Regions from separate parts of the Homo sapiens genome. Here region 2 is linked to region 1. The links are chromatin contacts, found by Hi-C or POLR2A ChIA-PET in ENCODE. All regions are on one chromosome and are shown on one strand. Each heading gives the region's core, a stretch centred on a gene start or an enhancer-like site at or near the end of the contact. The rest is flanking DNA. Distances are from core to core; before and after follow the strand shown.

Region 1 (7,054 bases), core at 4,340-6,839:
TCCAGCATAGCCTATCCTCTCCTGACTAATAGAGGTGCCTCCTATATTATGCGGCTGGTCAATGGCAGAGATGATCTGACCTTAGAGTCCAAGCTCTCAATCAGAATGATATATTATCTTATTTAACATTAGTCATGTCAATCAGATTCTCTCAAGCATTTAAACAGAAGATAGCAGGAGAGAATTTAATAGCAGTGAAATAAATGAAAGAGAGTCAGATAGAGGGAGGATGCAGGAACTCTTGAAGTTGAAGAATGGTAGGGAGAACTGATCATCCCAGTTCCCCTGACCCTGCCAGTTCTCCAGGTATGTTCCAGTCTAGGGACATGGATGTGGGAGCATTTGAGGGATCTCATGAGATTTGTGCCTGCATAATTGTCACATTTTCATCCAACAGAATTTAATGAATATAGAACCAAACTCATTGTATTGTCTTTTGTTTTTGTACAAGACATAGTTTTTAAAGGACATTTTCTTCTTCACTTGAACATGAAACATGGCATAAAAGCATGCAGGGTATTTGATTATTTCAGTAAACAGTATCCTCATTTTCTCAGATCTCATCTTGCTCAAAATTCCTCAATAGCTCTCCATTGCCTATGAAATAAAACCTAACCTTATTAGCATGGACTAAACACACCTTGGATCTGGCTTCTGACTCATCTGCCCCCATCCTTTCCCATTACATATTACATCCCAGCAGCAGTCATTAATAGTAATGCCCTCAAAATGCTATGCTCTCTCCTGTCCTTGCATCTTCACATATATCATTTCCCAAAATGACTTCCCTGATTTCCATACCTGGAAAACTCCTATTCATCCTTCAAATCGTAGCTCAAAGCCATCATACCCTATCACCCCCAGACCAACTACCTCTCCTCTCCCCTATACTTTGAACACTTCTTATATGTCCATCAGCAGAGGGTCTCAACCTTGGCTACCTACCTTGTGAGATAGGAATAGCACTGGGCAGTTGCAGGAGGATGGAAAAACCCAGACAACAGCTAAATCAAGAACTAGGCAAAGAAATCACAGGATAACAGAAAACCCCAAATAGGGGAGAGAAAATGACAAAAATCTTGGTCAGGGTGACGTGTCCATGACTCTTCTGGGCAAACCAACATAAGGGAGAAAGGGGGCAGTAATGGGGAGTTGGGGCAGGGCTGAAATCCCCTTCTTTTCCAGAAAATCTAATGATTATTTTACCCCTTAATTTAAAAAAACCCCCAAAATTAGAAACCCATACTCCACTGTGGGCAACTCATTCTTATGAGCACGCCCACACTTCTCTCTTAAGTGTGTACCTTTGCTTTGCAATAAAGCTTCCTGTCTTTCACATCATTCCAACTTATCCCCAAATTCTTTCTTGTGACAGTGTCAAGAATCCAAAAAACTGGTTGGGGCTGGGGTCTCACTAGTGTCTCACAGTATCTTTTAAAACTCCCCAAGTGATTTTAATATTTGAATACTACCTTTTTTTCTTCCCCAAATTGAAGACTCCAGACAAGCTATGACCATGCTTTTAATCTCATATAAGCCTAGTGCCTAGCCCTATATAGGAATAAATACATAGAGCTTGAGTGATAACTTCTCTCACAATATGTTTTCAGCACTTCTCTCACAATATTTTTTCGTCACTAATGAATTCTTTAGAAAATAACTCCTGAGAGTAGCAAAAACTGCTTAATTCAAGTTGACCCATTTAAATATTTTTAATATTTCTACCAGCAAGTTTAGTTTATATCTCTAAATATATCCATCTTTGACGAACCATCTTCTATCACACTTAGAGAGGAAGGGAAGCTATCTCTCCAGAATTGCTATTTTTAAATGGTTTTGATATATCTTATTTATTTAGCACTATCAGGAAAAATAAGAAATATAATTAGCAAGTTAGCTGCTTTCAAAAGTAATCATTGCCTGAAATGGGGATAACATGGGTAAGTACCTAGTTGTGTACCTGGTCCATGCCGTCAACAAAAAGATTCAAACTCTTTTTGACTGTTCTATCAGTCTTAAGGGCTCTGTTTTAATGTTAATGCTGGTCAGCTGTGCCCAGATTCCAATGGGAGGAGGGTGTAATGAGGCATGTCCGACCCCTACTTCCCATCACGGCCTGAACTGGTTTTTTAGGTTAACTTTGGAATGCCCTTGGCCAAGGGGAGGGCCCATCAGTCTGTTGCATGGCTTGATTTTTGGTTTACAATGCTGTATGCTCAGTAATGGCAGCTGTTATCATTGTGTGCTTCCTCTTTCAGGAAGGGCTGCCTTCTTAAGTCACCTCACAGGAGGGCATCTGGAGATAACACTAAAAGAGGAAATAAGATGACTTGCCAGGCACTTTCTTTCATTTATGCACAGTCCATGAGATTTCCTGACCTCTTTCATCACAAACAAAGAGGTGTGTGCAGCTTTAGAAATTTAATGGACATGCTACCCATGTCATAAAGAAGAAACTGTTTCAGTTGTTTGTCTTTTCTTACTCCATTTGGCTACTGCTATATAGGGCCTGCTTTCCTAGACCCTTGTGTTTTCCTCAAATCTCTGATTCTACATTTACATGAAAAGCCTTTAGACTGATTGCTCTGAGATTAGCCAACTGTTTCCTAGGTTTGATCACACAATTCCACTCCTACACAATTCCTTCTCTCCTAGGTCTTGTGATTCCCCATCCCCAGCTGAGTCATTCAATTGCAATCACATTTAATTGTCTCCACCTGAGTGGCTTTTTCTTTGGGCCGCTTGCCTTTGTCAAGCAATTGGAGGCAACATTTATTTATGCACATAGCATTTCTAAGGATCCATGGTACCAAGTGACTCTTCCAGATGAAGTAAAGTGACAGCTCTCCACATGATAATGACAGTGACATTTGAATTAGCTGCAAGTCTCCAGAAACAGGCATATTTCAATTTAATTTTTATCCAGCTCAAGATGAACTTAAAAAATTGTTTTCAACCCTTGGTTTCATACTTTGGTTAATACCATGCATTAATTCAGTGAGGTTTTTGTTTTATAGTTATGAATTCAGTAGTGGATGCATAATTATGACCATAACTTTTCACTGACTAGGGCTTCAAAAATTGATAAAGGAGGCACAGAAGAACAGATCTTCTTGGCATAGACTAGCTAGTTGTTGAAAAAAACCCCTCTCCTCTGCCTCCTGGGCACCCAGCCAGGCTACATTTCCCAGCTGTCCTTGCAGTTAAGTGTGGTCATGTGACTGCATCCTGGTCAATGGAATGCCGACAGAAGTAAAATGAGTGACTTTCAGGTCTAGCCCATTAAAAACCTCCAGGCACCATCCTCCATGTTCTTTCTTATTGGCTGCTGATAGCAGCAGGAGGCAGACAAATGCCTAGGCAGACAGGGGCAGGTCCCTAGTGAAACCCCACCTTCAAGCCTGTCTTTGGCTTGTTTAAAGCCTGAAGGCCAAGTTACAAGTCAAATCCACAGACCAGATTGAGAACCTGTCGTCCCATTTGGTGTGCTTTCCTTTGATTTATCCCCACCTTTCACCGATTTTACATATACCTACTCTTCCCTTATTGTTTTTACACTGTGCCCACCTTTGATTGGTGCCTTTGTTTTAACTGTTTTTGCATACTCACACACCAACTGAATGTTGCCTTTTCCAATGCTACCTACGGCCTGCCCCTCCCCTATCCTGTGCCTATAAAAAATCCAGACTCAGCCACACTGGGGTAAGAGATGACCTGACTTTGAGGAAGAGATGATCTCACTTTGGGGGAAAGGTGACCTGACTTTGGGGTAGAGGCCAACTGACTTCAGGGGAGAGATGACCTGATTTTGGGGGAGAGACGACCTGACTTCAGGGAAGAGACAACTCAATCTTCCCATCCCCTCTCCACTGAGAGCTGTTTCGTCACTCAATAAAATTCTCTGCCCTCATCACCCTTCAACAGTCAGCATGACCTCATTCTTCTTGGATGCGGGACAAGAGCTCTAGACCCACTGAATGTGGGTACCCAGAAAGGCTGTGGCACTGGCCCTCTGCCCTCACCAGTGGGGGGGCAGCGCCGCACAAAACAGAAGCAGTGGCAGGGCCAAACCAGTCCCAGAGCCATGCTGGTCCTGGAGCTGTGGGCCAGAGGGGGACAATAGGCTGACTAGCTGCTAACATACTGCAGTCCATCTGGCTGTGAACAGCAGAACAAAAAGAGCTAATTAGCACACTGTAACAGCCACTCTGGGGCTTTGGGGTCACAGGCACCCCTGCCTGGGTACCACCACATTCCCCTTGGGGCAACATGCCTGGTCTGGCGGCAGGCCCTGCATGGAACTTGCTTCTGTGTCGGCACTTGGAGTGGCCAGCTGGACCCCACACTCACTCACTCATGTGTTCCCTCCCCCTAGGGGCTGAGGATGCAGTTGTGCAGCTGCAGGAGTTACAGGCCGGAATGCAAGCCAGATGTGGCCCGGTGGGCCGTGTAGAGGGTGTGCCCCCTGCTGCAAGTCTGGCAAAGGGGCTGTGAAAAATCCTGTGTCACCGTGACCTTGTAAGTCCTATGTTAAAAAATGCAAAGCCACAAGATGCAAGAAGCCTGGGTACCAAAATTATCGCTTGGAGGAATGTTACCCATCTATCAGGAATACCTCTTTTGGACCTTACATGAAAAGGAAATACACTTCTATTTTCTTAAGCCACTGAGATTTGGGGTTTATGTGTTATCGCATACTTTACCTTAACTGGTAAAGATAAATGCTGTACGTCTTAAAATAAAGTACTATTTTTCTCCTAATAACAGGGATATTTTCATTGTTTACTATTTGGAAAATACTCCATACTAGGTGTTAATGTCATCTGAAATATGTTTTTAGGAATAACTCTTTGGAAAATAACTTTGCTAGTCATAACTTTCTTTCTTTTTCCTGAAAGTGGAAGGTAAAGGAGGAGGAAAAAACCTCAATCGAGATGCATTATTCTAGTTAAAGTTCTAGCAATGACTCAGGTTATTCTAATAACTAAATTAACTCAGCGAATCAAGCAATTTTGGAAATTGCAACTTTCTCAGGGCTCCAAGCCATGATACACTCAATGTTTCAACAACAGTATTTCTACTTTACTACTAGGACACAACTTGGGCTTTGGTAGAAATTTTCTCAACATATTTCAGTACATACGGAACATTTTAAATTATTTCTTATGTAATATTTCTAGCACTTTGACCAATTTATTTGTGATCAGGGCAATCTGGATATGAATACATTACAAACTACTATGAATAAAAGTCTGTTTGTTTTATGTATGATTATATAGAATTAACTAGCTGGTGTTCATCAGACATCAGCTAAGATCACCCCCACCCACCTCTTTGTAATTGACCTGAAACTGACTTGAATTCCCGAAACTTGATTAACTCAATTTCCTCAAATATCCCAAGCATTTTCACATGAGAGTACAATTTAGTGAATGAACATTTGGAATGACAAGGGAAGAGGAAGTATAAATCTCTATACTAAAAAGCAATCATTTAAAATATGATTATTATGTATTCATATATTAAAGAAAGGACTCTGACCTTCATCTCTTCTCCTATTTCAGCTTTCAATTCCAGTTCATGTTACATACAAAGAATTTGAACTATTTCCTTGTTTCACTATCTCCTTTCAGATCATGTCCTCAGAGTTTCATTCTCTACACCTAAAGCACTCAATCAATGTAATCCTAAGTAAAGCTGCTCCAAAGGCTCGGGTGACATCTGTTAAAATAACTACCCTTACATACACACACACACACACACACACACACACACACACACACAAACACGCGCGCGCGCGCAGTATCCTCGGTTTATGGTTCTTGGTGATTCTGAAACAGTGAGAGAAATAATGAATTTTGAACATAAGATGTAATTAAAAATAGTGCTTCTTAGAATTAACATACACATTACACACGTTACCTGTGAATTGTGAATCTTATTAAAATGCAGATTCTGAGTCCATAGTCCATTCTGGGGTGAGATCTGAGATTCTACATTTCTAACAAGCTTCCAGTTGATGCTAATGCTACCAGCACTTGGGCCACAGTTTGAGTACCTAGATTGTAGAACATTCAAATATTCATTGTAGGGTAGAAAAAAATTCTCACCCATTGTAAGGGTCATGGCTGTGGCATCTATAATACAAGACAGATTAATGAGAGAAAACCATACAAATCTGTTTAATATAAATTTTACACGACATGGGAGTCTTCAGAAATGAATACTCAAAGAAACAGGGCAAACTTTTTATAGATAGTTGTGCATAAGTATTATTGGGGGACAAAAGGGTACGATCTTGTAAAATTAAATCATTCAGACTTAAAGCTGTTGGAACTTTAAATTATTTTGAGCTTTGAGAGGAATGTGACTATGTGGCATGAGTCATGTAGCATGCAGCTGCAACTTCTACTTTTTCCTGCAAATCATTAGGAAAGGCCTTGTGGCACCAGAGATAAGACCCCCTTCAGATCATCACCCCTCCTCACAGAATGCTAAAGCAACCTACCTTGGAATGTAGCAAACTATAACCAACCAAACTGCTATACCATATATATTGACCTTGTATGGAAAATGTTGCAACTCTGTTAACTGCCTATATAAGTGAAACCTTAACTTTCCCACTTTGGAACGCTGACCCATTCTTTTATAGTCAGTGTTTCTGGGTGTCCATCCTCAAGCTTTGCACTCAAATAAACTCGAATAAGCACAGTTGATTATATTTTCTGAGTCATATTATTTAAGGTTGACAGTCTAATGGTAATAAACTAGAGGGAACTTAGCAAGGCATGTTTGTTCAGATTCTTTTTTGTGTTCCTTTGCCTTCAGAGATAGGGACATTCCTTTCCTCAGGTATAGAAAGGACACCTCTGGAATGAAGGTTTTATGGCCTACTTTAGAGGAAGGTCAGATAATTCTTTTATGGCCTGCTTCAGGGGAGAACGGTGAAAGAAAGCCAAGAGAAACCTTCCTGCTTCTGCTATTATTTCAAATGCCAAGGTGCCATTTTTGGGGGTAGCATATCCTGAACCCCGTAACTATCCATTTACTGGTA
Region 2 (6,480 bases), core at 3,969-6,468, 36 kb before region 1:
CAGTATGAAAGGATCACCTGGGCAGTAGTGTTGAGAATCAGTAAATGATGTTGTGGGGGGGCAGGTAGGCAGATGAATGCAGGGGACCACTTAGGAGGAGGCTGTGGTAGTAATTTAGAAGAGAGAGCAAAGACAGTGGAAGAATTGTGTTAGGGAGCTGCCATGGTCAGGAAGTGATACGGACTCAATGGAAGGGTGGGCATGGGTAGGAAAGAAAATGGTTTCGATGATACCGTGGTTCCTTGTTTGCCCAGTTGGATAGGTAGTGGTGCGGGGTAGCCATTTCTCATTAAACTCAGACTATCTGGGAACAAGACTAAAAGGAAGAGAAAAGAAAGGAAAGGGAAGGGGAGAAGAGAAGAGAGGAGATGGAAGGGAAGGGGAGCAGAGGGGAAGGGAGAGAGGAGAGGAGAGGAGAGGAGAGGAGGCTAGGGGAGGGGAGGTTAAGGGAGGGGAAGGGAGAAAGAAAACACATTAACACCCAAAGCCAGGGATTGAGGATAGTATCAAATTATTAGGAGAGGAGTTTGAATTTATTAAATTAGTTTTATTAGTTGTAGCCTAAAAAGAAGTTTTTTTCAAGGAATTACTTAGACATTCTAAGAACATTAATTTCAGTTTGTGTTTTGTAAAACATATCTATTCTTAGCAGTGTAAGAGTCTGTTTTTGTGTTCGATCTCCCCTACAGAAGATGAGTTGTTCAGGACACATTCAATAAAGGACAAGACTTTCAAACATCCAAAAGATGAACTGATGCCCCCTCCCCAGGGCAGTCTGCACATCCTGAGCAGCCCCCTTGTGCCAGGCTCTCTTAGATGTATCCACAGGTATAATTACTGTGAAGGTTTATGATAGCACAATGTGGTAGGTATTGTCATTGCTACCATTTTACAGATGAGGAGCTCAGAAATGTTGATGTTTGCTAGTGATCACACCACTCTCAAGCACCAACACCAGGATTGCAATCCTTTTCTTTCTTAAAGCAGCTGAATGATATTTCTAATGCAGAGGTCTTAGGTTCAGAGGGGCTCGTGGAACTCTTTGAGATCCTACTAAAAACAACGAACCTTCTCCTCAGTAACGTTCACATTTGCACACGCACAAAATTGACACCCAATTTCTAGAGGCTTTATGTTCTCTTGCAACTAATCCAGAGATTTTCCAAGAGCATTTGAAATCCAAGGTTAAGGAAGGCCTATTCTAGGGCCTTTTAGAATCTATCACTGGCATTGTGTTCAAGTCTGGTCAATGAAAATTTTTAAATAATAGTAGAATAAAAGCTAACCACCTTAGATTTACAGATTACAAAGTTGGTTACTCTCCATAGAATTACCATATAACCCAGCAATTCCACTTCTAGATATATACACAAAAAAATTAAAATATGTATTCAACCAAAAACTTGTACACGCATGTTCATAGCAGTATTATTGATAATAGCCAAAAGGTGAAAACAACCCAAATATCCAGTAAGTGATGAATGAATAAACACATGTGTGGTATACCCATACAATGGAATATTATTTGGCAATATAAAGGAATGAAGTCCTGAGCTATGCTACAACATGGATGAACATTAAAAACATGCTGAGTAAAACAAGCAAGAAACAAAAGGCCATATATTGTATCATTCCATTTATATGGAGTGTCCAGAATAAGCAAATATACAGAGACAGAGAGACAGAAGGTAGATTAGTAGTTGCTTGGGACTAGGAGAGGAAGGAAAGGGGAGTGACTGCTTAATAGATATGGATTTCTTAGGCCAGGCGCAGTGGCTCACGCCTGTAATCCCAGCACTTTGGGAGGCTGAGGCGGGCAGATCACCTGAGGTCAGGAGTTGGAGACCAGTCTGGCCAACATGGTGAAACCCCATCTCTACTAAAAATAAACAAAATTAGCTGGGCATGGTGGCATATGCCTATAATCTCAGCTACTCAGGAGGCTGAAGCAAGAGAATTGCTTGAACCCAGGAGGCAGAGGTTGCAGTGAGTCAAGATCATGCCACTGCACCCCAGCCTGGGCAATAGAGTGAGACTCTGTCTCAAAAAAAAAAAAAAAGAAAAAGAAAAAAGAAAAAAAAAAGATATAGGTTTCTTTTGGAGTGATGAAAATGCTCGGGAATTAGATAGAGGTGATGGTTGCACTAAAAGCCATGAATTGTACGCTTTAAAGTGACTAAAATGGTGAAGTTTATATTATGTGAATTTTATCTCAAGTTTTTTAAAAAAAGGTTACATGCAAGAAACAAATGCCTGCCTAGCAAGCCTTCTTTGTCCTTCATTCTTTCCTTTGCCTGGGCTATTTAGAGAAGCTTGTGTTTATTTACTCTGGCCCAGGCATGATTTCCCTGGTGGGCTGGTTTGCACCTATGGGGTGAATTCTGGCAGCCTTCTCCCGGGGTGCCCATTGCAACCTAGAGGCCTAGTAAAGTGCGTGGCCATCCCTATGCAAAAGCCAGATCCTATGTGCTTGCACGATTGCCCGCATTTGCAGCATCTTGCTTGCATTAAAAAGGCAGTAATATATGGGCTTTTAAAACCTTTCAACCTGAAGCATCATTGGCCTCTTCCCTAGATGCTCTTGGTCAAAAATTTCTGCCCTGTTGAAGATAGCAGTGGTTCTCAAAGAGGTGTGGGTAACTGTGTGTGTGTGGGGGGGTGTTGTGCCCCCGAGGGGACATTCCACAAAATCTGAAGACAGTTTGGTTGTCATAACTTGGGATATACTACTGGTATCTAATGGGGAGAGGCCAGAGACGCTGCTACACATCCTGCAATGCACAGTGAAACCACCTTTGCAAAAGCTATAACTGCGTGAACTGTAAGAGTGAAAGAGATCTGACCTAAGTGACTCCATCTTGCTTTTAACTTTCAAGCTGTTCTTGTTCATTCCTGAACATAGGCCAAACTGACTTTGGGAGGAACTTAGTTTATAGTTTAACTTTGAAACAAAGACGGTAACAGCCTTTTTCCAAAACAAACCTCCTTCCTGCCTGGGGACTAGACTGCCTTAGCAGGAGTAACAAATTAGCCACAGGATTAAAAATTATGGTTTTAAGAGTCGCTGTTGTAAAAGTTGAGATCGGTGCTTGAGATATTTTGCAGACGCTGCATTCCAATGCATCAGCTGACGCCACCCAGATTGATAAACTGTCTCATCTGGCTTTGTGGCTGCCACTCAGGAACCGACTCAGCACCAAGAGGACAGCTTCCACTCCCTATGATTTCATCTCTGACCTGACCAATCAGCACTCCCCACTTTCTGACCCCCTACCCACCAAATTATCCTTAAAAACCCCGATCCCTGAATTTTTGGAAGACTGATTTGACTAATAATAAAACTCCGGTCTCCCGTACCACTCTGGTCTCCCATGCAGCCAACTCTGCGTGAATTAAACTCTTTGTCTATTACAATTTCCCTGTCTTGGTAACTTGGCTCTGTCTAGACAGTGGGCAAGGAGAACCCATTGGGCAGTTACAGCAGGACATACCCCCAGGCCCCCAACGAAGAATTATCTGTCCCCAAATGTCAATAGTGCCAAGGGTGAGAAACTCAGGATTATAGTATCATTGATATCATATAATTGAAAATGTTAATTACTGTTTATTGTGGGCAATGTCATTGAGACAGGTCCCATTCTCCTGATCTCTGTGAAGTGTGATGCCACTGCCCTCTGAAACAGCCCTGAGGAGAAGGTTCCGGAACTCCATAGGGAAATCAAAGACTTCAGCCTTGTAACTTATTTATCCTACAAAGATGATATCCCACGTGGCCCCAGGGTATATACACATCATGGAGCTATAAAATGAAAGTTAATTCCTCCCTGTCCAGCACTGTGGTATCCACAGGCTGGTCTGCATGGCAGACACAAGCAGGTAAGAAATTAGAACATTATTCACAACATAAGAAGAACATGATCTATACAGGAAAGAAAGAAAACACATTGTTCTTACAACTTTTCTCTGTAATAAAATACAGAAAAATAAACCAATAATTATTAATAATTTTATCATTAAGTTAATAATTTTATCATCAGTGCATCTCTTCATATTAAGGCTTATTTACTGATTTTTACTAACCTATTTTAAAAAGGGTGATCCTTTTGTCTTGCAAGGGAGACACTGGCTGTATAGATGTTTCATTTTCTTAAATAACATTCTTTTTTTTTTTTTTTTTTTTTTTTTGAGACGGAGTCTCTCTATCCCCCAGGCTGGAGTTCAATGGCACAATCTCGGCTCACTGCAACCTCTACCTCCTGGGTTCAAGCAATTCTCCTGCCTCAGCCTCCTGAGTAGCTGGGACTACAGGCAGACGCCACCATGCCCGGCTAATTTTTGTATTTTTAGTACAGACAGGGTTTCACCATGTTGGCCAGGCTGGTCTCAACTCCTGACCTCAGGTGATCTGCCCACCTCGGCCTCCCAAAGTGCTGGGATCACAGGTGTGCCCCGCCCTTAAATAATATTCTAATAGTGGTAAAACAACTACTTTTAAAACAGGCACCGTCTTGAGCAAAAATCAGATCCTCCATTTGAAAAGCCTTGTCACAGTCTTTCTTGAAGACAGCAAACACATAAATCAGCAACAGATTCTTACATATTATCCTTATTATCCTGCGGAGAGAATACATGTTCAAACAGCCTTAATTATACTTACACATTGCCTTAGAAAATACTGTAGGGAAAACCTTGAGTAATTATCCAAGCGGTTTGCTGCTGGAAGTTTCACTCCTCAAAAAACTATGCTTGGCCTCTCCCTAGTTGCAGGAAAAAGCCACAATTAGGAGATGTCATGCTGAACACATTCTCTGACGATCTGGTGGTCACACTAGAAAGGGGTTCATTTTAGTTCCTCTGCAATATGCTTACCAGATTGATTTGGACCTACCCCTTCAGCAGGATACTTTTCAGCAGTGGCCATCCAAAATAAATGGAAAAACCATATTTGAGGTCAGGGACACATGCTTACCTGGGTTCACTCACACTGAAAATGTCAGGAAGTGAAATTCACATCTTTCTTCATCTAGGGGACTGGCCAAGCTTTCCTGATAATAATATGCACTTCTGGGAGGCCACTGAGGCCAGGACTTCATATGTTTGTGGTTGGAAAACTATTGCTACAATCGAAAGCTATGTGTTGGGAAGAAATTAACAAATACACATGAGCGTGGGTGTGTTTCTCAGCAGGGAAACCGACTCTGTGCTGAAATTCTTGTGTGGAAACATCTGTTTCTAACCATTCTGAGATAGGAAGAATGTGGACACCGAGCATGTGGTTCCCTTGGAAAATGCTTGCCTCACAGTCTTGACCTAAGAGATGGCATCTGGACTGGGGAGGAAACAGAAGTGATCCTGGAATCACATCCTCTTAAAAACAAAACAAAACAAAACCCACATCCTTATGCTTTTTTGAAGGGTTTCTTCACAACATAAAAATTATCCAAATTTCTCCTCAGTGTTTATTTTTTTAACCCCTTACCCAATTTCCCCATGGTTAACATCTTACGTGACTTGAGTACCTTTGTCAAAATTAAGAAACTGTCATTGGTGCACTACAATTAACTAAATCCCAGACTTTATTTGAATGTCACCAGTTTTTCCACTAATGTCATTTTTCTGTTCCAGGATCCCACCCAGGACACCACATTGCATTTAGTCGCCATTTTTCTTTGTCTCCTTCTTAGCTTTTGATGACCCTCCTCTCTTCATTTTCACAGAGACAGTAGCTTCACAACAATTTCTTAAGCAGCTTCCCTAAACATACAGGAGCCAACTTTTCAATTGTATCCATATCTAAAAAAAAAAAAAAAAAAAAACAAAAAAAAAAACCCTGCAGAAAAATTGGAAAATTCAGCCAAAAGGCTCTCCTGGCTGCCGTTTTTTATCTACATAAAACCAATCATAATCCATTTAACAAATTTATTTTCCATGATGTTATTGGCTATTCTCCGTAACTCAACATACAGCTGGGTCCATTTCATGGGTCAGAACAAGAGGTTATCAGGTAATACGAAGGACCAGAGTAGGAGAAGCAAGTTCTTAGGAACTAGCCTTCCAGACTGGGAAAGAACAGAAATTTTGACTAGATCAAGCTTAAGTGGATGAGGGGACATTCAGATAGCTGGATGACCATATCCAGAGAGTTGGGCTACTGACCATTTGGGAGACCCCAGGCATGTGGCATCAGAAAGTGGAGCAGACACTAGGAGCAAGGGAGTGGGCTGGTAGTGGTAGGAAGGTAGATGGATGGGCAGGTGGGTGTCTGAAAGGGCTAGGAGAAATGCAAAAGCCAGCAGGTGATGATAGGGAGGTTGCTAGAAAGGGCAGGAAGGACATCAGCTTGGGCCCACACTGCGTACAAATCAGAGCCAGGGTCCTGGTGGACTTGTTATCTCATACACACAGTTCTAGCCTAGATTTCTCATGTTCTGAGTGGATTTGATGTTTTGGAATAAACTGGCAAAGAGTAGTGATCTCTAA

Evidence for each region. Hi-C counts contacts between places; a loop is a spot of excess contacts on that map. ChIA-PET counts read pairs that join two places held with the same protein, here RNA polymerase II (POLR2A). Pooled maps may share reads with other maps.
Region 2: a map of astrocyte of the cerebellum shows a loop between it and region 1 (3-fold over the local background). The contact joins two enhancer-like sites. A Hi-C loop is called at or near these places in 2 of 168 maps with a recorded cell type or tissue (B cell and astrocyte of the cerebellum) and 2 of 50 pooled maps. POLR2A ChIA-PET finds 5 or more read pairs at or near these places in 2 of 52 experiments (OCI-LY7 and activated B cell).

The regions. Positions count from the first base shown.
Region 1 is chrX:13,281,507-13,288,560 of GRCh38, forward strand. The region is part of intron 1 of LINC02154 (long intergenic non-protein coding RNA 2154); the gene reads right to left. Among named protein-coding and RNA genes, the nearest start is that of LINC02154, 18 kb to the right of the region's middle. Within about 2 kb of position 5,590, at least 2 of the 41 ENCODE cell types and tissues checked have a DNase peak (open chromatin) inside an H3K27ac peak, as active enhancers do.
Region 2 is chrX:13,246,218-13,252,697 of GRCh38, forward strand. No RefSeq gene overlaps it. Among named protein-coding and RNA genes, the nearest start is that of LINC02154, 54 kb to the right of the region's middle. Within about 2 kb of position 5,219, at least 3 of the 41 ENCODE cell types and tissues checked have a DNase peak (open chromatin) inside an H3K27ac peak, as active enhancers do.